2 separate regions of the Mus musculus genome follow, and region 1 is linked to region 2. A link is a loop called in an ENCODE intact Hi-C map of the cell type or tissue named here. Cell type or tissue: gastrocnemius. All regions are shown on one strand. Links, peaks and the distances in the headings refer to the core of each region. The heading gives the core; the rest is flanking DNA. Region 1 holds the start of Pde9a (phosphodiesterase 9A). Region 2 holds the start of U2af1 (U2 small nuclear ribonucleoprotein auxiliary factor (U2AF) 1).

Region 1 (11,927 bases), core at 3,928-11,927, 280 kb before region 2:
TATAAGTTGCCCTAGGAAGGCATAGGACTGCAGGGCAGACCACAACAAAAGATCAACCCCTGGGGATGCACTGCATGGAGGACCATGAGCAAGGGAAGTGAAGGACCAGAAGAAGGAGTCCCTGACCTGGTGGTCCTCACACAACACGCAAAGCAAGTGTCAGGCTGAGGTGACCCACAAGCATCCCGGCTCCACAAAGCCATGAGAGCATGGAATGTTCATCTCAACCCCCAGGGGGCACTAGACGTCTCTGCATCAGTTTAGATCTGCTCTTTCCCATCAGCCACTTCAGGGTGCTTTGTGACTGTTTTTTGCTTGGTTTTGTGACAAATACCTCGTTGCTGAAAACAATTCTGAAATGGTCTTCCCCCCTCGCCAACACCCCCCCTGCCTGGGAAATTCTTCTCTCTCTAGACGCAAACGTTTTCTATTTCCACCGCAAGCCAGTCACCTCCGCTGGGTCTTAAAAGACCTAACGGACTTCCCTAGACAAGGGTCTCACACCCAGCTGGGCTGGGTCCCAGTAGCTGGCCTGGTGTTGTATCCCACGGGCATCCCTGCCTGTCCCAAGCACTCAGCATAATTGTCCCCCTTGACATCGCTTCAGCAGGGCTGCCAGGTCCATTAGCCAAGTCCACTGAAAATGTGGGTCACTTCTCTCTTTGCCTTTTCAATTTCCTACTTTAAAGGGCACTGCCTCTTAAAGCCGATGAGACATCCAGTGCAGCTTCGGGAAGAGCAGTACAGGCTTTGGTGGCTTAAATATGCACTGTCACGATATGAATAGATCGTAAAGATGAAAACACTGGCAAAGAAGTATTCGCAAACTATCTACTGTTCCGAGGGCTGCCATCTCCTCTCTATAGAAGGAGTGAGTAAAAAATCAACAACACACAGGACCTTAAAGCGGGATCAACAGCAGAGTGTATTAACTCCCTTGGAAAATAATGAGTGGCCCAGAAGCACGAGGCTGGAGTCTCTGCACGTGTGAACAGAGAACTGAAAGTCTCGGTCTTTCTCCCAGCAGGATGGGAAAGGGACACGGAGTGCTGAAAATTTGCTGAAAGTGTGTCAAATGGCACTTGATATTTTATGCTCATAGGATGATGACAAATTTATTCATCTTATGGGGTTATTTGGCAATAATAATAATATAATATAAAACAGTAAGTGTGTCTTCTGCATCCAACACACAGAAGTATACAAAGCAGAACTGTGAAAGAAAGTCCATTTGGTAAAGTGCCTGCTAACAAGCATGGAGACCTAAGTTTAAAACCAGCATTAGAGAGGTAGAAGCAGGCTTTTACCCATGTAAAAGCCAGGCATGGAGTACCTGTAATTCTACCAAGGAGAGACAGGAGGAGCCCTGTGGCTTGAAGGTGGAAAGAAGCTAAGGAAGACGTAATGGCCACCATACTCACTTGTACTGTTCATATACATGAATACACACACACACACACACACACACACACACACACACACACACACACGCTCTTGAATACACATGAAGTGTAAAAAGTATACATTCACTTATCTCTCTCTCTCTCTCTGTGTGTGTGTGTGTGTGTGTGTGTGTGTGTGTGTGTGTGTGTGTGTGTGTGTGTTTCTCTGTGTAGCCTAGGCTACCCTGGATCTCCCTGTGTAAACCAGGCTGGTCTTGAACTCAGGGAGTCCCTTGCCTTTGCTTCTGCCTCTCTAATGCTGGGATTAAAAGCATGTGCCACCCAAATCTCATTTTCAAGACCGATTATTTTTTTTAGGAATAGCAACATGATCCAGGCATGATGGTGTGGCCTTGTAATCTCATCTGACAGGGGTCACCTGAGAGTCTGAGGTCATCTAGGGCAACACCAAGACTAGGATAGAGAAGGGGGAAGGAAGAAGGGGAAGGGAGAAGGGGAGGAAGAAGAAAGCAAGCCAACACAAGTAGCATAGAGCACGCACAATCACACAAGCATATCATCTTATCGAAGGAATCCAAGTCCCCAGCACGAGGGGGCTAGTAGCATAGAAGAGAGCCCAAGGTATCTGCTTTGTATACTTCTGTGTGTTGGTATGAGTGACCCAGACAGGGCCATCTACCTTCTGGCCTGGGAGGGACTTTGTCTTTTCTGAAATGTTTATGGCTGGACATGATTTGTAGTGACAGAGGCCATAAAGAATAGTCACCGAGTGAGTAAATCAAGCCCAAGGTTTACACCGGCCTTTCCACGGAACATTACTGTTTAGGGCAGATCAGGCCAAAGAGCACAGGCTTCTGTGTGTGTGTGGATGCGTGGACAGGTACATAGGAAGGGTAACGATCTTGAGTGTCATTCTTTGGGCACAGTCCACCCTTTTTTAAACTCTGCCTCCCTAGTTCCAGGACTACAGTTCCTCACCAACACAGAAGGCTTAAAAAAAAAAAAAAAGACAGGATTGAACTCATGTCCTCTTGCTTGCAAGGCGAGCACGTTACTGACTGAGCCATCTCACCAGCATCTGGTGCTTTGTGCCATTTAGACCTGGTGTTCAAATCCACATTTCTGTGCCAACCCAGCAGAGTCCTCTGAAAGACAGAGGCATCACACACGTGTACGTCCTAACCTCAGCCAGTGTGTCCTGTGTGTGTTCATAGGCTCCCATCCTCCCCTAGGGACCTCCACCGGGGCACATCCCTAACAAACACAAGCTGAATACACACTTTGCTTTGAGAAATTGATGTGGCCCCTTCTGTAGCCCCTTTGTTCAAAGATGTAGACTAGAAAGCAGCTAGACTCTTTTCAGTAGTCATGAGACACACTGGCTAGACTTCAGGATGGACAGACAGAAGGACATCACTGTAGCCTGCTGGCACAATGTTCAGACCGACCAGGGACAAGCAGGCCACTGGCCCTGGGTAAATTCAGCTGAGAAACACTGTAGGCTTTCCTCAAATACTAAAGCCTTCCTTCCCAGATCCCAACTTCAAGGAAGGGTGCAGTCACTGCGGAGCCTGCTGTCCTGCCTCACTGTGGCTTTGCCTCTTGCTGAAACACAGTGAGCTAGTGAGGGCAAGGAAACCAGAGGCTGGATAACTCTTCCCAGCGCCCCTGTTTTGGCTCCTCCCCCTTCAGCTACTATTTGAAGCCTTAATATGAAAAAAAAAACAAAAAACAAAAAACAAAAACCCTAATGGATCATTTTGACAATGACAGATTGAGCTCCACCAAAAAGACATCAGAAGGTACCAGACTCAACTACAACTTCTGGGGGCAATGGGGGAGGAGGCCAACACTACCCTGGCTCCCAGCTACCCCTTCCCTATAATCTTCCTTGCAAAGGAGAGACAAGCAGGATTCCACACCCCTGAGAAGGCTCCTCTATTCGACACCCCTTTCTGACTGAGGTCAGTCAATACCCCTGATGGTTTTACTTTAACTTGACGCAAGCTAAAAAGGAGGGAACTTCCACGGGGAAGAAGACTCCTGTAAGATGGAGCTGTAGGCAGGCTTGTGAGACATTTTCTTAATTAGTGGTTGACGGGAGAGGGCCAAGCCCGTGGTGCGGTACACCACCCCTGGGTTTGTGGTTGTGGATGCTGTAAGAAAGCAGGCTGAGCAAGCCATGAAGAGCAAGCCGGTAAGCAGGATTGGTCCGTTCATAGGCTCCTGCCTCCCGGATCCCTGCCCTGTTTAAGTTCCTGACTTCCTTTGATGATGGACTTCGATAAGGAAGTGTAAACAAAATAAGCCCTTTCCTCCCCATGACTGCTTTTGGTCATGACATTTCCTCCCAGGAACAGTGACCTCCAAGGCCAACCCAAGAGATAAGGGGCAGGTCCTGGGTCCTTCACCCAACTTAGGATCCCCAGGCCATGTGGCAGGGGCAGATTTTTCTTTTTTTCCTGGTTTGGTTTTGATGCTGAGACACTCATTTGAGGCTGCATTCAAGTCAGGACACTAGCTAGCTGCCTCCGGGGCTGCTGTAGAAGGCATAGAGAGTCCAGCCCTTACCCAATCCTGGGGATGCCTAGGCCTGAGAGAAGGCTGGCAGAAAGGAGAAATAATGGCTGCCCATGAAGGCGGTTGGCATGGAGACATTGGACATAGACATCAATCATTTCCTATCCCAGAAGGGTCAGTTCAATAGTCAGTCTGATGGGGCATGATGCCTTATTGTCATCTTACAGGGGCTGGGGTGAGGTAGAATCGGATGGCTGTCCACCTTTATGCTGGTGGGATTCATCTGACACATCAAGTGACGTAAAAGAACAGAGAACAGGGACAGAGAATTCTGTTCTTCCTGCCTGCTTAAGCCAGGCATTGGTGTCCGCCTGCCCTTGTACTTGGGATGTTCGTTAGCAGCTCTCTGGGCCCTCAAGCTTCAGACTTAGACTAGAGACAGGCACCAGCACTGGCTCTCCTGGGTCTCCAGCCCAGGAGCCAACACCCATTGTAGGAAGCGACAGTCCTGAACTTAGATGGTAGTTCAGCTTTACATTTTCCTTTAGTACAGTGCCAGAGTCCCATGCATTCGAGAGAAACCATCCTTCAGCTCTTTCCCCGTGTTAAGGACAGGTAGGATGAATCTGCTTCAGTCTCTGCCATCCCCCATCAAAGTTAGGCAGAAATTATAACTGCAATGCTCCAAGATCCTAAGGGGAAAGTGTCAATGCCGCAATGTGTGCGTTAGGGAAATGACAGGCATGTTTGATTTAAAATACTTCCAATTAATGATAGGTTATCAGGCACACATTTTTTACTTCCAATTAATGATAGGTTATCAGGCACACATGATTTACAAAGTGAGTTCCAGGACAGCCAGAGCTATACAGAGAAACCCGTCTCGAAAAACCAAACCAAAAAAAAAAAAAAAAAGCACTTTTAGGAAGCACGGCATTGTTGGAAGAAGTGTGTTACTGTGGGGGCAGGCTTTGAGGTTATACATGCTTAAGTCTGACCAGTGTGACTTGGTTCCCTTCTGATGCCCAAGGATCAAGATGTAGAACTTTCAGCTTGTTCTCCAGTACCATGTCTGCCCACACATTGCCATACTTCCCACCATCATGATAATAGACTAACCCTCTGAAACTGTAAGCCAGCCTCAATTAAATGTTGTCCTTTGTAAGAGTTGCTGTAGTTAGCCGGGCGTGGTGGCGCACACCTTTAATCCCAGCACTAGGGAGGCAGAGGCAGGTGGATTTCTGAGTTCGCCCCAGCCTGGTCTACAAAGTGAGTTCCAGGACAGCCAGGGCTATACAGAGAAACCCTGTCTCGAAAAACCAAAAAAAAAAAAAAAAAAAAAAAAACAAAAAAAAAAAAAACAAAAAACAAAAAACAAATAAACAACAACAAAAGAGTTGCTGTAGTCATGGTGTCTCGTCACAGCAACAGAAACCCTAACTAATCAAAAATATAATGTACATAATCTTCTATTGGCCCTATTTCTCTGTAGAACCCTACTCTCTTACCAAATGCTCATCATGCTGTGGGACGATATCACCACCTCCTGGCTGGCCTCCCACTTTGTGCCTCTGCTGGAGAGCCTTCACTATACTTGGGAGAGCTGGTAAACCATTAGCCAGACACATCCCTCCTTTGCCCTTCCCACGACGTTGTATCGGATAGATACACAGCAACCTAGAGTCACCTGTGGGAGCCACAGGAGCTGCCATTGGAACCTGTCTGCCCTGTAGCCTGCCCCCACCCCCTGTGACTCGGTCCTAATCCTGCTGGCCTCCTGAGCAAGATCTTGGAGTGAGGCCACTGTTTGCTGGAAGGCTCTTCACTCCGGTAACCAGCTGACCAAGTGACCTGTTAAGTCCAGCTTCTGTGTCCCCACATTTTTTCCCTTTCTCTAAAGACTTTTCTCTTTGGCATGAGATATTACTCAATAACCTGTGTTTCTGTTTTATTCATCGAGTCTTACCTCTAAGATGCTTCTCACCCAGGGATATTGGTAATTTTGCTCACCTCCATACCCCCTGAGGCCCCCCCCCAATACCTGCAACAGTTCTGAATACAGAAGTCATTGGTGAAGGAGAAGCCATAGTTCCAGGGGGGAAATGGGAACAGGGCAAGTGTTCGTTCCCCTTTGGGTAACAGTTGCTGCCTCGGTGACTAAGTGTCTGTTCAGAGGTCTCCTGAGAGGAAAGCTGCATAATGCAAAATAAGATTAGGTGTGATTGTTATTCTGACGACAGAGCTAGCTAGCCTTTGGAAGGGCCAACCTGCCTGGTGCCCAACACCCACAGTATGAGACATGCAGAGCCACACCCTCCAAGCTTCAGGTCAGCTGTACGGGGGTGGGGTGGGGGTTGGGGGGACAAATATCTGGTCTTGAAGGAACCAGTTCCAGAAGACTAGGCCAGATGACAGCAAGGTTTGGAGAAGAAACCCAAAGGCCACGTGGAGAGCTCTCCCCAGCAGGCTGTACAAGAGCACAGGGTGGCCCTAACAACAGGCTGTCCATCAGTTCCAATAGCATTGGCTCATCTAACAACAAACACCAGCTTGGTTTTCTGGGGACACCAGATCACTACTGTAAGTCAGATATCTAGCTGTAACCATCCAGATGTGTCAGACCCCACCTTAAAGCCCTGTGTGCCATCACCCTCAAAACTCCAGTCACTTTTAAGTAATTCTCAACTGCCAAGCTTTGTCTAGGGCTACTTAGCTATACTAGGGGAGTGGGCAGGGGCCCCAGACAGCCAGGGTGGATTAGAACCATCAAGGTGATCAGGGGCTAGACAGCCTGTAGGTGGAAGATGGCTATCTCCTTCACCTTGTGAGTCCTCAGAGTGGGCGTAGCAGGGATCCCAAGCCTCCTACATCCTCGGGGATACGGGCTGCTGCTTTTGGGTCTCTCCCAGCGGAGGAGAGTAAGGGTATCTATGCTTCTAATGCATGCTGCTTTTGGAAGTCCCCGGCTTCATCCCTGCTCTGGACTCCAATAGCGCTGGAGCATTTTGGCAAGGCCAATGACCATCCACCAGGTGAAAACCAGAAAGGCCAAATGAGGGAAGGAAAAGGCCATGGACCAGGCTGTTTGGTGAGGCTGGTTCCTCTCAGGCCCATAGGATAAGGAGCCCCAGGCATTCTCAGCCAGCACAAGCCAGACAGCAGCAGATGGGCAGTGTGGCTGGAAATCCACTCAAGACAAACAATAGGCGCCTTCTCCAGCGGTTTGACAGCGGCTTCCAAGAGCAACAAGCAGCAGAGCCCCTCCTCCAGCTGTTCCCACAAGGAAAGCCCCAGAGAGTCATTTGTGTCCAGAGGCCAAGGAGACCTGAAATTCTCTCCCTTCAGGCTTACCATGTGCCCCCCAATCCCCATGAAAAATAGCAAAAGTATATGTGAGTGTTGTGGGGGCGTTGGTAAGGGAAGTGCTGCATCTAACAGATAGTTGACTGGGCAACCTTCCCTCTGCTTAAAGGGCAGGAACGGGGCTGCCCGGTCAACTCCAGGTGGAGGGAAACAGCCTTCCCGGCCCTTCCAGGAATGCACAGGCTGCTTGGGGAAGGAACTTTCCCCACTTCCGATTCAAATTAAGTGAGGGTGGCCTTTACTGCAGGATGGGGGTGTGTAAAAGGGGAGGGTGTAGTAGGGGGGAGGGAGAGCTGATTTCCCAGCACTTTGGGCCACAGCCACAGCTCTCAGCCCAATGACTGCTGTTAACTGACTGGTGTCTGTCTATAGGGGTGATCTCTGATCACCCTAAAGGGCACAGTGGGCATGTATGAAGGGGACCTTAGAAACAGGCTGTCAAGGTGACAGGAATCAAAGGAGAAGATGGGGAGGGGAGGGGATGGGGAGGGATAGAAAAGAAAGAGAGGGCCGGAGGAGGGAGGTGGGGAAGAGAGATGAGAGAGTGGGAAGGGACCCTAGGTGAGGAAAAGGGAGAAAGAAGGGGAGAGGGGGAAGGGAAAAGGTGGCAGAAAGGGAAGCAGGGTAGGGGAAGGAAAAGAAGGGGCGAGAGAACGGAATAGAGGAAGGTGGGCAGAGAAAGCAGGAGGAGGTGGGAGGGAGAAAGAGGAGAGCCTGGGAGACAGGAATAATGGGGGAAAGGCTGGGAGGGAGGGGGCAGACATGGGAGAGTGAGGAGAAAGGGTGGGGACGAAGGAGCTGAGCATGAGTGAGGAGGGGGAGAGGCGTTTGGGAGGAGCCTTGGAGAGAAAGGAGGAGGATGGAGAAGGGGAGGGATTGAAGAAGGGAAGGGAAGGGAGAGGAGGGGATGGAAGGGCGGGGCGGGCCAGCGCCGTGGGAGGAGGGGCGTGTGGAGGCCGCGAGCTGCCAGCTCTGGTTGGCTGGCCGCCCCCGCCCCTCCCCCCGCCCCCGCCCTCCCGGCGCGGCGGCCGCGGCGAGAAAGTAAGGTGAAAAAGTCCAAGTGCAGCTGCGGGCGCGATGGGGGCCGGCTCCTCAAGCTACCGGCCCAAGGCCATCTACCTAGACATCGATGGACGCATCCAGAAGGTACCCCGATCCCCCTCCCTCCGAGGCCTCCGTGCGCCCTAATAGGCGCAGGTGTCCCCACCGCGGGCTCGGAGCCCACGGATCAAGCTGATCTTGGCGGCTCGCCCCGGGAGGTACGGCAGCCTGCGGTGCAGACCCGCGGGGCCGGTTCCAGGTGGAGGGTGACAGTCTTGAGGGGGATCCTGCCTCTGCACCCTGTGGCCTCGCGGCGACTGAAGGGACCCGCTTTTGACTGTGCCGTACGCTGTCCTCCCAACCAACTTGAGCCACGTAGGAGTGCGGTTCGCCACAGACCCTTTTTGTTCATGGCCCTCCCCAGCCCTTCTAAAGACCCTTCTCTGGGCACAGAGTGCCCTTGACTTCTGTTGATTTTGACAAAGGGACAATGGGCAAGCTGGCCTGGAGGACGGTTGGGGAAGGGGGTGTCTCATTAGCTCCTCCTAAAGTGCCTATGGAAACGCCTTTTTTTGTGGGGGGAAATTGCACCCGGACATCTCAGGAAAGTCGGGCAGCTTGCTGTGGACTCAGCAAAGGAAGCTAAGGAGGGTTGCCTGCTGGGTGTGGGCCCTCCTTTCTCAGGTGTGCGCTCTCTTAGCTAGCTGGCTGGTTTGCTTCCCCAGTAGGAGAAACCTACCTTCCTCAGCCTGATCCTGGGAAAATGGGAAGTCCCATCCCTCCTCCAAGGTGGGCCCTTTGATAGGCTCGGTGACTTGGGGTGGCCTGAGAGGCACCTTCAAGCATCACTGCTCAGCTTCTTACTTAAGCAGGAAGGGCAGGTGCAGGCTCTGACTCCAAAGGCACAACTACAGAGATTTAACAGCCGCCCCTTCCAGAGGAAGGAAGGGCTCTCCTTGTGTGTCTTCCTGCTTCAGTCCACACGAGCACAGATGTGTTCATGCATGTATGCACAGTGTGTATACAAAGCACATATCTGTACACATACATTTCCCCCATCCCACTAAATGAGAATTTATTAAAGCTTTTTGTTTTGTTTTAATTTTGGCGCAAGGGATGGGCTTCATGCATATGAGGCAAACTCTTTGTCATTAAGCCATATTGCTGGACTTCTTTGAGCTCTTTAAAGAGGAAAGAGAAGGTGTCACCTGTTCGGCAGTGGTAGGTCCTTCCTAAATTCTCCTCAAAGGTCCTCAAAGAGCTGCTCAGCAATGCACGGAAAGTAGAAGAAAGGTTTAGGCCCTCCTGATCAGACTGGTCTGTCACTGTGGGGAAGGTGGGCTTTTCCAGTGGACATACCTGAACTTGGGTAATCTCTGGAAAGGTCACCTATAAGCCAAGCCTGGGATGGGTGGGGACAGGTACCTACACTAGGCTAGAAAGACATAGCCCTGGGTGGAGGCAGACCTGATGTGGGTGCTGGCTCTGCAGTTCTGGGCTCCTCTGGCTGGCATTCCTCTCTGTGATGGGATCGTCGTATCTGTTTTATAGACTGTAATGAGAGTAAATGGGAGATAGAAACAGTGCCTGGAACATTGCAGAACACAAGAGGCATTATTCTCCTCTCAGTCTCTGTCTGTTCATAAACATCTTTGTACTCACACCAGGAAGGAGAGGCTGGTGGAGCAAGCGGGGCCTCCACCCTGTCACTGTGGTCAGCTCATCACTGATCCTGGGCACTCTGTCTTTAGCACTGGGTGCTGAGGTGAACCTTTCCCCTAGTGACAGCCAAGTCTTCGGGTTTCTCTGTGTCTGTGTCCTTTTCTTAGACTCCACACCCTGCACCCCTGCACCCCTGCACCCATCCATATTGAAGGGCCCTTGTACACCAGTGCAAATGTTTCCTCTTCCTAGGTGCTGGGCACATCTGAAAGTTCCCAGCGTGCAACTGTTCCTGGTTTGCATTTACTCACTCCATCTCCTCTCCGTGGGAGGTCAAGAAGCCAGCCACTATTGCTTCCCCAGAGAAGGCTTGGGATGTTATAAGGCTATACGTTGCTTTCTATCATCGTGGTGAGGAGCTTGCCCATGGCTCCTGCCAACTCCTGGTCATCACTGCTTCAGGCAGACAAGGCTTTTGCCAGTGTTTGCCTGCCCGGCAAAGCTCAGGGAGAAGACTCCAGGCCCTCTTGGTCGTACCAGGGTGGGACTCAAAGGGACCAGTGTGAGCTGCTTGGTGCTGCTTTTTATGTATGGAGACAATTCCAGATGCACCCAGCGCCCAGCTTTCTTCAACAGGGATGACAGCAAGAATTTTTTTTGGGGGGGGTGGATTCTAGCTTCTATCGCTGGGGCATTTCATGTACAAGATAGGAGAGCCCCAAGGACTTGCCCTCCTAAACCCTACGTAAAATCTGTAGGGTCCTTAGGTGGGTGGACACCATGCGTCCTCAGGGTCTCACTTCCAGGGACCTTCACTTCCCATCTTGCTTAGGTTAGTTGCTGCGTCTGTTTTCTCAGCTGTGAAGTGAGGGTAGGGGTGGGCATGCAGTCCAGGTAGCCAGAGAGCCACACACGCCCTAAAGTTGGATGTTGGAGGTTAGGGACCAGCAAAATGGAGATACTCAAGGTACTGCATTAGCCTGTATGAGCCATCACTGCCCCTCTGACCTGGGGATGGCAGGCTCACCAATGGTAGGTACTGTAAGTTATTTCCAGGTGGCTAACATGTTACAGAAGGACATAACAGGGTCTGTATTACTGATGGGACCTCATGGATTGGCGTCCTTCCTTTGTAAAGATAGGGAAGGCTCCCATCATGTAGACCCAGAAGCCTTTAGGGTATACTGGGTTAAAGTCTTCCAAGTGGCCAAGGGGCAGTGTGGCCCTACATTACTGTCCCACTGTTCCTAGGCTCGCCAGGATGCACAGATGAGAACCAAGAGACCCTCAAGGAAGCTGTTAAAGAAGCAGGGAGTTGGGGCCCGGGTGTGCTCTCTAGAGAGGAGGCCTCCTCTGTCTTTGCTCTGAGAAATCTCTATGCCCTTTCTTAGTTTTCTACTTGAGGGGGAGGGGAGGTTCATACCCCCAGACCTCAGTACTTGGTCCTTTATCTTGTCTGCAGAGGACGAGAACACTGAGCATTCCCACTTAGGGATGACAACTATGAGGCACTTTAAACCAGGGAGCCAGAGAGCCCCTGCCTGGTAGCTTCACCAGATCTGGGTTTGCAGACTTGGGGGGGGGAGCATAAGAGGCCTTTGGGGGGGCCTCAGGCCAACTGGCCTTGGGTTGGTTGAAAAGCCAGTGGCTGAGCAAGGGGGATGCTTGGAAGCCTTTGTTGGAGCCTGGCCCTGGGCCCTGGTCTGGTAATGCCTCTCCTTAAGCTGCCTGTGGCTTTGTTCCAGCCCATCTCTGCAGCTGGAACCCTGGTCTTACTATGGAAACAGCCACTTGAGTTTTGCTGAGCTGTTTCTGTTTGAAATGGGAAAAGCCACAGGCAGGGCACAGTAGCAGCATGAAGAAGCTGGTCAGTACCCCTGGTTTAGAAATGGTCTGTCTCTGGGGATGTGGCTGCCTGGCCTTTGTCCTGCCAGAGTG
Region 2 (12,462 bases), core at 2,482-10,481:
ATCTATTGCAAACGCTTACCACCGTGACTGACATCTGCATAAACCTTGTACAAGATTCAGAAACATAAAGATGGTGACTACTTACTGGAAGCAGATTAAGCCAGATACTTAAATCCTTAGGTTTTCAAAGTAGGAATTATCCTTGAAAGTGTCCGAAGACATTCCCCTTAACCTAAATTTCAGCCGACACGCGGAAATGAGTATGTGCCTCGCAGCACACGACCACAGGCGGGAATATTGCTATTCCTTTTCCTCTTACCCTAACAGTTGGCTACGGAAATGCAAACCTTAATTTAAAAAGAAAGGCGGGTCCGCCAACGCTTAGGCAGGCAGGAGGTTTATTCGGTCGAAACCGCTCCCAAAGGTCGGCCCCAGCACTGAATGCTAGAGAGGACGGGGCCACAGCACTTCCGACACGATAACTCAAAGCCTAAAGTTGCAAGAAACGTGTTACTTCGCCACAGAAGCCCCGGGCAGCAGTGGGAGCGCGGCGTGGGGCAGGGCCCCGCGTAGAACCCGGCATGGAGCGCCCGCGGTGGAGCTCGAGGCGCCGAGGCCCAGCCCGAGCCGCCCGCCAGTCCCGCCGCCCGGCCCACGAGGCGGCGGCGCCGAGCCGCGCGAGGTCTCCAGGCCCGAGCCAGCCGCCACGCCTGGACGTCACCGCCGCTTGCCTCGACCGGCACCCGCTGCCCGTCGCCTCCCCAGCCCAAGTCCCGGCAGGCCGGCCCTACTCACTTGTCTTTTTCGGTGCCGAAGATGGAGGCCAAGTATTCCGCCATTTTCGAGCGGACGACTCAGGCACGGCAGCCGACGCTGCCGACTACGCCGACGTCCCTCCGGAGACGTCACCCGACGCGACGACGCTCTCCCCACCCGTCGTAGCGACTCTGTCCAATTGGGAAAGGTGCTGCCAGCGCGGGGGCGGGACGAAGAGCATGAGGAGGCTCCGCCCCTACCCTGGCGCCTGCGCACTCCTTGGCGCCCGGGCGGGTCCCGCGCATTGCTTGCGGCTTAGGCTGTGGACAGCCGCTCCGCGCGTGCTCAGCACCGCTGTTTCCCGCTCCCGCCGCTGGGACCGCGCCCTCTCCCCTTGCTGGCCCTCCTGTCCCAGGCCTCCCACCAGTGCAGCTGTAGATAAGGGGCTCTGTCCGGCCTCCTGGAGGGCCTTAAACCACAGCATCCTCACAGTCACAAGGCTCACCTTCAAGTCACCAAATTTCCAGGCAGAGCCTAATCTCCGTTATCTCAGGCAGAGACCCAGGCTGCGGGGTCATCTTGGTTGGATGACTTTATCTGCTCTCTCTGGCTATAGAGCCACTTCCATCCGAGGACGAACCGTGGAAGAGGGTTGTGGGAAGCTGGGGTCTCCTCACAGGCTCTCACTAGTTAACCTGGTTACTGGAACCAGGATGAATGACCCGATCAGGTCCACCAGACCATTAGTTTGTTCATCCTTCTTTCTTCCCACACGCCCATTCACCCCTCACTAATTAAGCTACCCAACTATCCATGCCTCACCCATTCATCTTCCCCTGTCACATCTATTTATCTCTTATTTGGAGACATTAGAAGAATAAGCCCTGTGACACATATATAGACACAGGCTGCTACGATGTTTGTTTTATTGAGCGTGTTTTGTTTTTTGTTTCTCCATGGGATGGTCTTGTGTATGCATCAGGCTACATAGCTACTATGTACAGCTACAGATGACCTTGAACTTCTGATCCTTCTGAATCTCTTACCATCCTGAGTGCTAGGGTTACCAGTGTGTACTACCAAATAGGTTTATATGATGCTGTATGTTAAGCAAGCACTCTATCAACTGAATGACATCCCGAGCCTTGGTTGGTGTAATGTTTAAATCCACTTTTCTGAGTTATGGAGAAGAGGCTTCTGGGTATGTCTGTGAGGGCAGGGATAACCACTTCATACTTCGCCATGCATTGTATCACTGGGCTCTCTCTCCCTCAACTACAAGTAACTAATACAGCTGGTATAATATTGCTCCAGCTGACATGACAGAGAGTTTAAAAGAATACAGACCTGGTGACATCTATTCCTGTTGGTGGCCTTCTATGGCTCCCAAGGCTCTAAGTATACAGGCATCTTTCCACTTTTTGTTTTGTTTCTTTGTCTGGTTGGTTTTGTTTTCCAAGATAGGGTTTCTCTGTGTAGCCCTGGCTGTCCCGGAACTCACTTTGTAGACCAGGCTGGCCTTAAACTTACAGGGATCCACCCGCCTCTGGGTCCTGAGTGCTGAGCCTTCCTGGTGTGTACCAACACCACCTGGCTTCAAATGTAAAAAGTTTAAAAGGCAAGCTGGGAAGCAAGTGATAAAATACTGGTATTGATCTTGCACAGGCAGTGCCAAGATCTATCTATCTATCTATCTATCTATCTATCTATCTATCTATCAGTGAGTGATACGAGACCCCAATACTTCTCCAGTCATTTATCTTCCCTCTTCTTAAAGGATATAAAACTCAATGCACACCTTTTATCCCATGTTTGGAAGGCAGAGACTGGTGGATATATATGAGTTTAAGGACCAGCCTGGTCTCCATAGAGAATTACAGACCAGACAGATCTACATAGTGAGCCCCTCCAAAAAGAAGGAAGAGTGTTGGCTGAGCTACTCAGTGCTACAAATGCTTACTTAGCATTCATTCATAAGGCTCTAGGCTCAATCCCCAGTGGTTTTGTGTTTAAGGATACAGATAAAAGAGGGAGGCAGTGGTGGTGCACACCTTTAACCCTAACATCTGAAGCAGAGGCAAGCAATATCTGTGAGTTCAAAGACAGCCTTGTCTACAGAGTGAGTCCCGAACAGCCAGGGCTACACAGAGAAACCCTGTCTGGAAAAAAAAATGCAGATAAATGGAATTTATAAGTGCATGTGGGAAGCTCTTTGCCAGCAATAGAGCTGGCAACGAGGATGCTACCATATGCCAGGGAGAGCAGTAAGCTGGCCGTGACAAGCTGCAAAGAAGCAGGAGCAGTTGAACTTTAAAGGTGAGCATGAATATGCAAAAGTGCAAAGCAGTAAAGCAACCTGCCTGGATGGACTGCTTCCTCGCCGGAAACAGCTGAGAACCACACTGGCAGGTTTTCTGTGAACCTGCTGCATGAAAACTATCATTTGAACAAGCACTAGGGGCTGAGGAGGCAGTGTGCCAGCCGGCTCCATTTCTAGTGAGGCAGGGAGGGCTAACAGAGGAACAGGTGGCACCGTGAAGCTGGCAGGTTGGAAAGGCTACAGGTGTGAGCGTGGGCATTTTGCCTCTTATGCAAAGGAAACCAGGAAATGTTCCCTGTCTGGCTTTCTGGTATAAGTCCCATAAATTCCTAACCGCTAAGCTGGCCTGGAAGAAAAGCCAGCCTTTGGTATTCTGCACAGCCCCTCAGCGCATCCATCCTGAATGTCTTTTGAATAGTCATGTTCTTGGCATTTACTGTCCCTCCCTTTATGAAAGAAGTTTTATATCCTTTAAGAAGAGGGAAGATAAATGACTGGAGAAGTATTGGGGTCTCGTACCACTCACTGATAGATAGATAGATCTTGGCACTGCCTGTGCAAGATCAATACCAGTATTTTATCACTTCCATAATTGCAAATGTTTAGACAATTGGCTAGTTCCATCAGCACATGCTTGCATGGTCTCTAGGTCTCTGGTTTTGTTTTATTTATTTATTTATTTATTTATTTATTTATTTTTTGGTTTTTTTGAGAAAGGTTTCTCTGTATAGTCCTGGCTGTCCTGGAACTCACTTTGCACACCAGGCTGGCCTTGAACTCAGAAATCTGCCTGCCTCTGCCTTCTGAGTGCTGAGTTGATTAAAGGCAAGGGCTATTACTGCCCGGGTTTTGTCTTATTTTTTTGAGACAGAGTCTTGCTGTGCAGCCTTGGCTGGCCTGGAATTTACTATGTAGACCAGGCTAGCTCTAAAGTGACAGGGATCCACTTGTCTCTGCCTTCCTGGTGCTGGTACTATAGGCATGCCATCATACCCACCCTGGGATCACTATGTTCAAAACAACCCAGGTCAGAGCCAAGCAATGGAGGCACATGCCTTTAGTCCCAGCACTTGGGAGGCAGAGGAAGGCAGATATCTGAGTTCTGGTCTACAGATGAGTTCTAGACCAGCCATGGCTACACAGAGAAATCCTGTCCAGAAAAACCAAACTAAATCTAACCAAAATAAACAAACAAACCAGAACAAACCAAAACCATCACCACTGCAACTAAATCAAACCAAATCAAAACAAAACAAAAACCAAACAAAACAAAACACCATAGCCCAGCTTTTGCATGGTGGCACACACTTTTAAGCCTAGTACTCAAGAATCAGAGCCAGTATAATTTCTGTTATTTTAAGGTCAGCCTGGTCTACATAGCAAGCTCCATGACAACCAAGAGACTACACAGAGGCTCTTTCTCAAAATCAAAACAAAACAACTAAACAAAGCAACCAAACAAAACGACCAAACAAATAATAATAGGGGAAAAAAAGGACTAGCCAGTCATAAGCCTGGTGACTTGGTTTCTTGGGCAGACCATTACCTCCCTGGTGCTGCCTCAGGACTTGAGATTCCCCTCAGTCCCTATGATGCCCACCTTTAACCTTAGGGCCATCAACACAAGATTGCTGGCTCCTAAGGTATCTATAGAGACTGGCATTTAGCTTCTAAGTAGCCCACTTAAGTCCAAAGGTCTCCCACTCCAATCAACATAAGAAAAGTTACAATGTATAATTACCTTGCTATTTAACAAGTTGCTTTGTTACTATTTAGGTAGTGGTGACCTGAGAGTCAACTAGAAGCCAGGTATAACACTATCCCTCTGCTATTTATCTCACCTAGAACAAGTAATTTAGTTACAAAAAATGTGAATGTATTTGATCTGGAATTCTGGCCCAGGCCATCATTAAATAGATACTATTTGTTGTTAGTTTTTCATTTGATACTGGATAGTTTGTTTCAATGTTTTCTGAAAAACTGCCCTTAGTTTCCTTCTATTTTCCTGATCCTTGCAAATGAGACTTTGTAACTATTTGTGTCAAGATGCATCCTCTTAGGGCTAGAGAGAGAGTTCAATGTCAGGGCAGTTTACAGCTGCCTGTAATTCTAGTTCCAATGCCCCCTTCTGGTCTCCTTGGGCACTGCATACACTTGGCAAGCACACCCACATGCAGGCATACACTCATACATAAAATAAAAGTTACACAATTTGGTGTTTTATATATATATATATATATATATATATATATATATATTTTAAAAGTCACCTCTGTTTTCACCTCCATGAGTTTGGCATATCCAGAATTGCTTCTGTACACGCATGTGGCAGAGTGACTTTGGCACCAGTCTGAGCCTAGGTGTCAAAGGACTAGGTTCTTCCGGTCTTGGGACTCTAGCTGCTGTGTAAGGTGCCTGGCCATTCTATGGCATATGAAAGCTGAGTGTACAGTGACCACCCAGTTGTAAGGCTGTGCAGATAGAATTGAATACCAGGCCAGATATGGTGGCACACGCCTTTAATCCCAGGCAGAGGCAGGTGGATTTCTGAGTTCGAGGCCAGCCTGGTCTACAAGGTGAGCTCCAGGACAGCCTGGGCTATACAGAAAAACCCTGTCTTGAAAAGCCAAAATAAAAAATAAAAAAAAAAGAATTGAATACCAGGTGCATTATTGTAACAATGGCAAGGCTACAGCAGAATCCTGTCTGATCCACCGCATCTCTTGGCAATTGCTATTTCATCCTTACTGGAGAGAGGACATAGGGAGAATTGAATCAGGAGCTGCCAATTCCCAAGACTGATGTGATCTAATATGGAAGAGATTCTCTGCCTCCCAAGTGCTGGGATTAAAGGCATGTGCCACCACACCCGGCTACTTTATGTTTTCTTTTTCTTTCTTTTTTTTTTTTTTTTCTTTTGTCTTGTGTTCACTTCCTGTCAACTGGTTGCTTGCTCTGCCTCTTGGCCTATGTTTGACTTTAATCCTGTTTACAATATTTAAGCAGAAAGATCTTGGATTAAAAGTGTAAACTACCTGCCAGGTGTGGTGGCGCATGACTTTAATCCCAGCACTTAGAAGGCAGAGGCAGGCAGATTTCTGAGTTTGAGGCCAGCCTGGTCTACAGGACAGCCAGGGTTACACAGAGAAACCCTGTCTCGAAAAAACCCAAAAAAAAAAAAAAAAAAAAAAACAAACAAACCAAAAAAAAAAAAAGTGTAAACTATGGCTGAGCCACACCACAACTAAAAAAACAGGTTGTTTTTGTTTTTTGTTTTTCCCCAATAAATAACACAATCTTAAGGTTCACAGTGTGATCAAGTATCCTGCAGCAGTCTGGGATTCCTTTTGGGATGATAAAAACATCCTGGAACCAGCTCTGTGTGGTGGGCTCACATCTATAGTACTTGAACTCAGGAGTCTGAGAAAAGATGCTTATTACAACAAGTTCAGGGTCATTTTGGGCTTCTAAGTGAGTTCCAGATTAGTCTAGGGCTCATAATAAAACCTTGTCACAACAACAAACAAACACATCCTCCAAAACAACAACAACAATGAGCCAAACAAGCAAGAGAATCCCGAGAGTATCCAGGAACTCGGTAGTGGGAAGGGGGGTGTGAGTCTGCTACTCTAAACAGGATGCACTGGTTACTCTTAGAGGCTGAAGTTGATGGTATGTCAGCCATGTTTCAATACTAGTGCTTGAAAAGTGGAGCTTGGGATTCTGGGAGGAGGGTGCAGGAGGAGATGGGTGGGATGATACGGTGGGGGAGGGCGGGTTGGGGGGGGGCAGAAGAATTTAGAACCAGGGGGAACCTGGCAGGAGGCTAGTGGACATTCAGGAAGGACACTCTGGAGAGTTTGGGCTGGACTGGAGGCAGAGGCCATGGGCAATCTGGAAAAGGCTTTGGTTTTGGCTGCCTGGGTATAAAGCAACCAAGGCTGCTGGGTTTCTGCTGGGTCTGCCCACTTCTCACTACTGGAGGCCAGCTGCCGAAGCCTGCCCAGGCGGACCTCATGTGGGAAACCTGGTCCCCAGTGCCACCTTGTGGAGAGGTGGGGCATTTCCAAGGTGTGACCCAAGAGGGCTTTGCCTTGCCGACCAGAAGAATGCTGTTAAGGGTTTTGGAAGGAGCAGGGTCCTGATAAAGGTGTTGTCTGTCACATGCTTCTTTTTCCTCTTCCCCGTTCCCTGCATTTCCTTCCTTCCTTCCTTCCTTCCTTCCTTCCTTCCTTCCTTCCTTCCTTTCCTCCTCCTCCTCTTCTCCTCCTCCTCTTCTCCTCCTCTTCCTCCTCCTCCTCCCCCTACCCCCCCCTCCTCCTCTTCTTGTCCTCCTCCTCCTTCCTCCTTCTTTTGGTTTTTCGAGACAGGTTTCTCTGTGAAGCCTTGGCTGTCCTGGAACTCACTCTGTAGACCAGGCTGGCCTCAAACTCAGAAATCTGCCTGCCTCTGCCTCCCAAGTGCTGGGATCAAAGGCGTTCGCCACCACTGCCTGGCTTTTTTTTTTTTTTCTTTCTCTTTTCTTTTCTTTTCTTTTCTTTTCGTTTCCTTTCCTTTCCTTTCCTTTCTTTTCTTTTCTTTTCTTTTCTTCTTTGTGTGTGTGTGTGTGTGCTTCCTGCATTTCTGCTTTCTGTTCTATTATGGCCTGATGTGGCGCTGAGATGTTTGACAGGTGCCAAACCCATGCTCCTGGATTTCTCCGCCTCGAGAGCCTTGAGCCAAATAACTCTCTGTTCTTTATAAATTATCCAGCCTCAAGTAGTCTGCTATGGTGGCAAACTATGGTAAAGACTTGAATGGATATTCTTACAAAGTACTTAAGACTTGTCTGGAACTCTTCGGATCTCAGCTCCTTGCAGGGACCACCAGAGGAAGTCCTTTGGTCAGGAGAATTAATATCCTTTGTGTTTGTTTTTCAAGAGAGAGCTTCTCTGTGTAGCCCTGACTGTCCTGGAACGAGCTCTGGAGAGCAGGTTGGCCTCGAACTCAGAGAGATCAGGATCAGGTCAGGATCACAGAGATCCTCCTGCCTCTGCCTTCCAAGAGCTAGGATTAATGATATATGCCAGCACACCTGGTGTGAGTATTTTTTTCTTTTTTCTTCTTTCTTTCCTTCTTTCTTTCTTTCTTTCTTTCTTTCTTTCTTTCTTTCTTTCTTTTTCTTTTTTAAATTCAGGATAACTGAAGAGGAAAAAAATTCTGGATAACTGAAGAGGAAAAGCCCACCCTGAGTGTGAGTGACAGCATTCCTGGGCTGGCTCAGATGACAGAGAGCAGAAGCTTAAGCTTAGCATGAGAAGGTGTGCTTTCATTGTTCTCTGTGCTTGACTGTTGGTTGTGATTAGCTTAGCATGAGAAGGTGTGCTTTCATTGTTCTCTGTGCTTGACTGTTGGTTGTGATTAGCTTAGCATGGGAAGGTGTGCTTTCATTGTTCTCTGTGCTTGACTGTTGGTTGTGATTAGTTCTCTCAAGTTCCTGCTGGTATGGCATCCTTGCTATGATGGACTATAACCTGGAACTCTGAACTAAGACAAACCCTTTTTGAGTTAAAGAGATGGCTCAGCAATTAAGAGCATGTGTCACTCTTCCACAGGACCTGAATTTGGTCCCCAGCATCCACTCTGGGTGGCTCACAAGCACTCATAACTCCAGGTTGAGAGAATCTGATGCCTTCTTATGACCTCTGTGGACATCCACACAGGAGTGGAATACCAACACACAACACACAACACACACACACAAATAAAAATAAATCTCACAAATAAAATAGGTGGGTTGTTGGCACATACCTTTAATCCTAGCACTCAGAAGGCAGAGGTGAGTGGATCTCTGAGTTGGAGGGTCAACCTGGTCTACAGAGTGAGTTCCAGGCCTGCCAGGGCTACATAGTTAGACCCTGTTATAAACAACAACAACAACAACAACAACAACAACAACAGCCACCAAAAACAAACCCTCTTTCTCCCCTACGTTGCTTTTGAGTGTTTTTTATCGCAGTGATATAAATGAAACTAAGACTCTGTCTGTCTGTCTATCCACTTAGCTATCTGTCATCTCCCCTTAGTTCTGTGTCCCTGGAGTCTTAGGGTTTACTGTTGTGAACAGACACTATGACCAAAGCAAGTCTTATAAAAGACATTTAATTGGAGCTGGTTTACAGGTTCAGAGGTTCAGTCCATTATCATCAAGGTGGGAGCATGGCAGCGTCTAGGCAGGCATGGTGCAGGAGGAGCTGAGAGTTCTACATCTTCATATGAAGGTTGCTCAGAGAATACTGGCTTCCAGGCAGCTAGGATGAGGGTCTTAAAGCCGATACTTAGTGTCATTCCTACTCCAGCAAGGCCATGCCTACTCAAAAGGCAACATACACTCCAACAAGGCCACACCTACTGGAACAGGGTCACATCTTTTAGTAGTGCCACTCCCTGGGCTGAGCATACAAAAACCATCACACCTGGGGATTCTACACAATGGACTAAGGCAAAGACACCTAAATGAGATAACACTGTGGAGACCTGTCACATGTCCTGCAGGGTACAGCCCTAACTGGAGTCCTGTGAACCAACAGTACAGTGAGACCTCACACAATCATGACATGCACTCCACAGCTAAGACGGGTTGTCCTCGAAGTAGCTGTCCCATGTCTCCTGCTCCCCAACCTTGTCTCAAAGTATTTTCGATTAAAGCCTGGGCTTTGTGCCTGTTCACCCCTTCTGCCCCAGGTACTCCTCTAGAACGAGTGAGAGTTTCTTCCAGACCCACATGTCCATCCATGGTTCTACCTATCACCAGCAATGAGTAATTTCCTTCTTGCTCGTGAATACTTTTGGGGGTGAGTTCATTTCCTCTGGGCCCCGCACCTGGCTTTGGTGTCAGGGTGCTTTTATTACAGTGATGTAAATGAAACTAAGACTATGTCTATCTGTTTGTCTACCCACTTAGCTGTCTATTAGCTGTCTTTGCAGGTGGCCTTGACTTTTCCTCCCCATGTCTAGAACTCCCTAAAGACAGAGCTCTCACCTGCCCTCTGTCAACAGTGGGATTTGCTGTCACCCCTAGTGAGAAGAAGTGTCAGCTCCATCTCTGGAAGATGTCTCAGTCTGACCAAGAAGGTTCCCTTGAAGCTACTGCGTTCCCTGGCACTCATCCTCATCTCGTGTGTGTGTGTGTGTGTGTGTGTGTGTGTGTGTGTGTGTGTGTGTGTGTGTGTGTGTGAGGTGTCTTCTGGGTGCCCTATAGTAACATCCTCCCTCCCGGGGGGCGGTTCAGCACGTGTGCCCAGCTTCCTCTAGCTCCAGGATCGTTAACACACTGGTAAATAACAGGTAATTCTCCTTTTCATACCATAGACTGAGCTGCCTGGATTTCAGCACTTTGGTGTGTCATGTCCCGTGTCCGTCTGTCCGTCGTGTCCCCCCCCCCCCCCCCGCAAGGCTGGCTACAGTTGTAACTTTTCTGTCATTGTGACAAAGCACCTGTCAGAAGTAACTTGAGGAAAGTTTCTTTTTGGCTCTGGGGGTTCAGTTCATCATGGAGCTAAGAGCACGGTGCAGGGCATGAGGCAGGACAGCTGTTGATGTCATGACCAACCAGGAGGCGAAAAGAAAAGGTTGATTTACCCATTAGCTAGGGCTCATGCCTCCACAATTCTACAGCCAACCAGAACAGCGTCAACAGCTGAGCATCAAGTATTCAAGATATTACAGACCCAAAGGATGGGGGTGGGGTGGGGGGAGGACCAGGGGGAAGTGGGGGCAGCGTTTCCTGCTCTCCAGAGGAGATCTAGTGAGAGAGGTGCCAAGAAGCACCTACGGTGCCCTGAGAGATTCTAGGCAATGCCAGACACGATAGCCCACCTTCAAATGACCCTCCATCCTGCCCAGGACAGTTAAACTTTGCCCCAGGCTCTGTTTTTTTAGGGACCTAGGCTAAGGCAATAGCTGAGCCAGGCTAAGCAGCAATTAGATAATTAAATCATATCTCTCCACATTAGCAGGTGAAAAGAAAAAGGCAGACATGGCTTTTCTTTTTCTTTTTAAAATCTATTTATTATTATATCCAAGTACACTGTAGCTGTCTTCAGATGCACCAGAAGAGGGTGTCAGATCTCATTACGGATGGTTGCAAGCTACCATGTGGTTGCTGGGATTTGAACTCAGGACCTTTGGAAGAGCAGTCAGCGCTCTTAACCGCTGAGCCATCTCTCCAACCCCAGACATGGCTTTTCTACAGTGCAGAAGCACTGTGAGAAGGGCTTTGTGTAAGCTAGGCAGCAATGGTGCATGCCTTTGATCGAAGCATTCAGGAGGCAGAGGCAGGAGATCTCTATGAGTTTGAGGCTAGCCTGGTCTACAGGATGGCGAGTTCCAGGTCAGCCAGGGCTGCACAGAGAAATCATCTGTCTCAAGAAAGCAATAAAATGAAACCAAAAGAGCGAAATAAAGCTTCGAATAATAACCAGATCAGGGAGTAGGGTTAGGAGCATCTGAGATCAATACAAAAGGACCCACTGGGAATAATCAGGACCATTTGATATGAGTAGCTGCAGGCAGTGTCTGGTTGTGCCCGCTACGCCATGTTCCCTGGGCTTTTGCCAGGAAATGCGTGTAGTTTTAAAAAAATTGCCTGGAAGCAGGAAAGACAGCAACGGTATAGGATTCCTGGGCTTTGCTTTAGATAATTAATAGGCAGGTGTGGTGGTGGCTCATACTTCTAATCAATACTTGTGAGGCAGAGAAAGGCAGAGCTCTATGAGTTCGAGGTCAGCTTGGTCTATATAATGAGTTCTAGGACCAGCCAAGGCTACATAGTGGGCCTGTGTTTCAAAACAAACAAAAACAAAACAAAACAAAAACCCACCTAATAGCTAATAATTAAATAAGTAATAATTATAATGATGATGGTGGTGGTGATGATGATAAGCAGTCCTTGGGATAAAACCACAATTGCTAAATCCTGCCCGATGCCTCTGTGGATGCTCATTGTGCTATTTTTCCCACCTCTGAGACCCTTCGTAGTGAAAAAAAAAAACAAAAAACCAGAAAACAAAAAAGCACTGAGACAGCATTTTACTTTTATGGCAAAAATTATCAATGACACCAAGTATGAATGAGAAGGGGTGGGAACTGTGAGTCAGGAGTGCGGAACCAGGGTCCCTCTGAGCCCTTGACTGCGGTATGGTGGGGTGCTGGTCTACTTCCAGGCTGGGGCCTTTCATTGATGCAAAGCTGTGGCTTTGCCCTGCGAGGGCTTGGCAAGCATGGCTGGCCCTCACTCCTTTTTCGGATGTCGTGGTTTCTGCAATGGAGCATCCTGTCTGACCCGCTGACCCCTGAGGCTGGGGCCAGGGCTTAGCTGGGCGCATTCCTACTGCCCTGCCACAATGCTGGTCATTCTGTGCTTGCTTTGTGCCGGAGCCCTGGCCCCTGGGGTGGAAAATTGAGTG

The links. A loop is a pair of places that touch in the nucleus more often than their neighbours do. Peaks named below come from ENCODE experiments on the same cell type or tissue, not always from the same donor. Only the 100,000 strongest peaks of a DNase experiment are listed, where the experiment ranks them.
Region 1: it touches region 2 in a loop (2.8-fold over the local background); 8 of 42 quality-filtered maps call a loop at or near these places.

What each region holds. Positions count from the first base shown.
Region 1 is chr17:31,377,925-31,389,851 of GRCm38, forward strand. Pde9a (phosphodiesterase 9A) reads left to right here and starts at 8,310. Exons shown (of 19, transcript NM_008804.4): 1 at 8,310-8,432. The coding sequence starts at 8,364. In gastrocnemius, for the core only: no CTCF peak of the experiment used is centred there; DNase peaks (open chromatin) are centred at 8,269 and 11,694; H3K4me3 peaks cover 2,353 bases; H3K27ac peaks cover 2,423 bases.
Region 2 is chr17:31,657,918-31,670,379 of GRCm38, forward strand. It overlaps U2af1 (U2 small nuclear ribonucleoprotein auxiliary factor (U2AF) 1), which reads right to left and starts at 837. Exons shown (of 8, transcript NM_024187.4): 1 at 736-837. The coding sequence starts at 779. In gastrocnemius, for the core only: CTCF peaks have their summits at 5,148 (motif pointing left) and 7,067 (motif pointing left); DNase peaks (open chromatin) are centred at 3,198 and 7,042.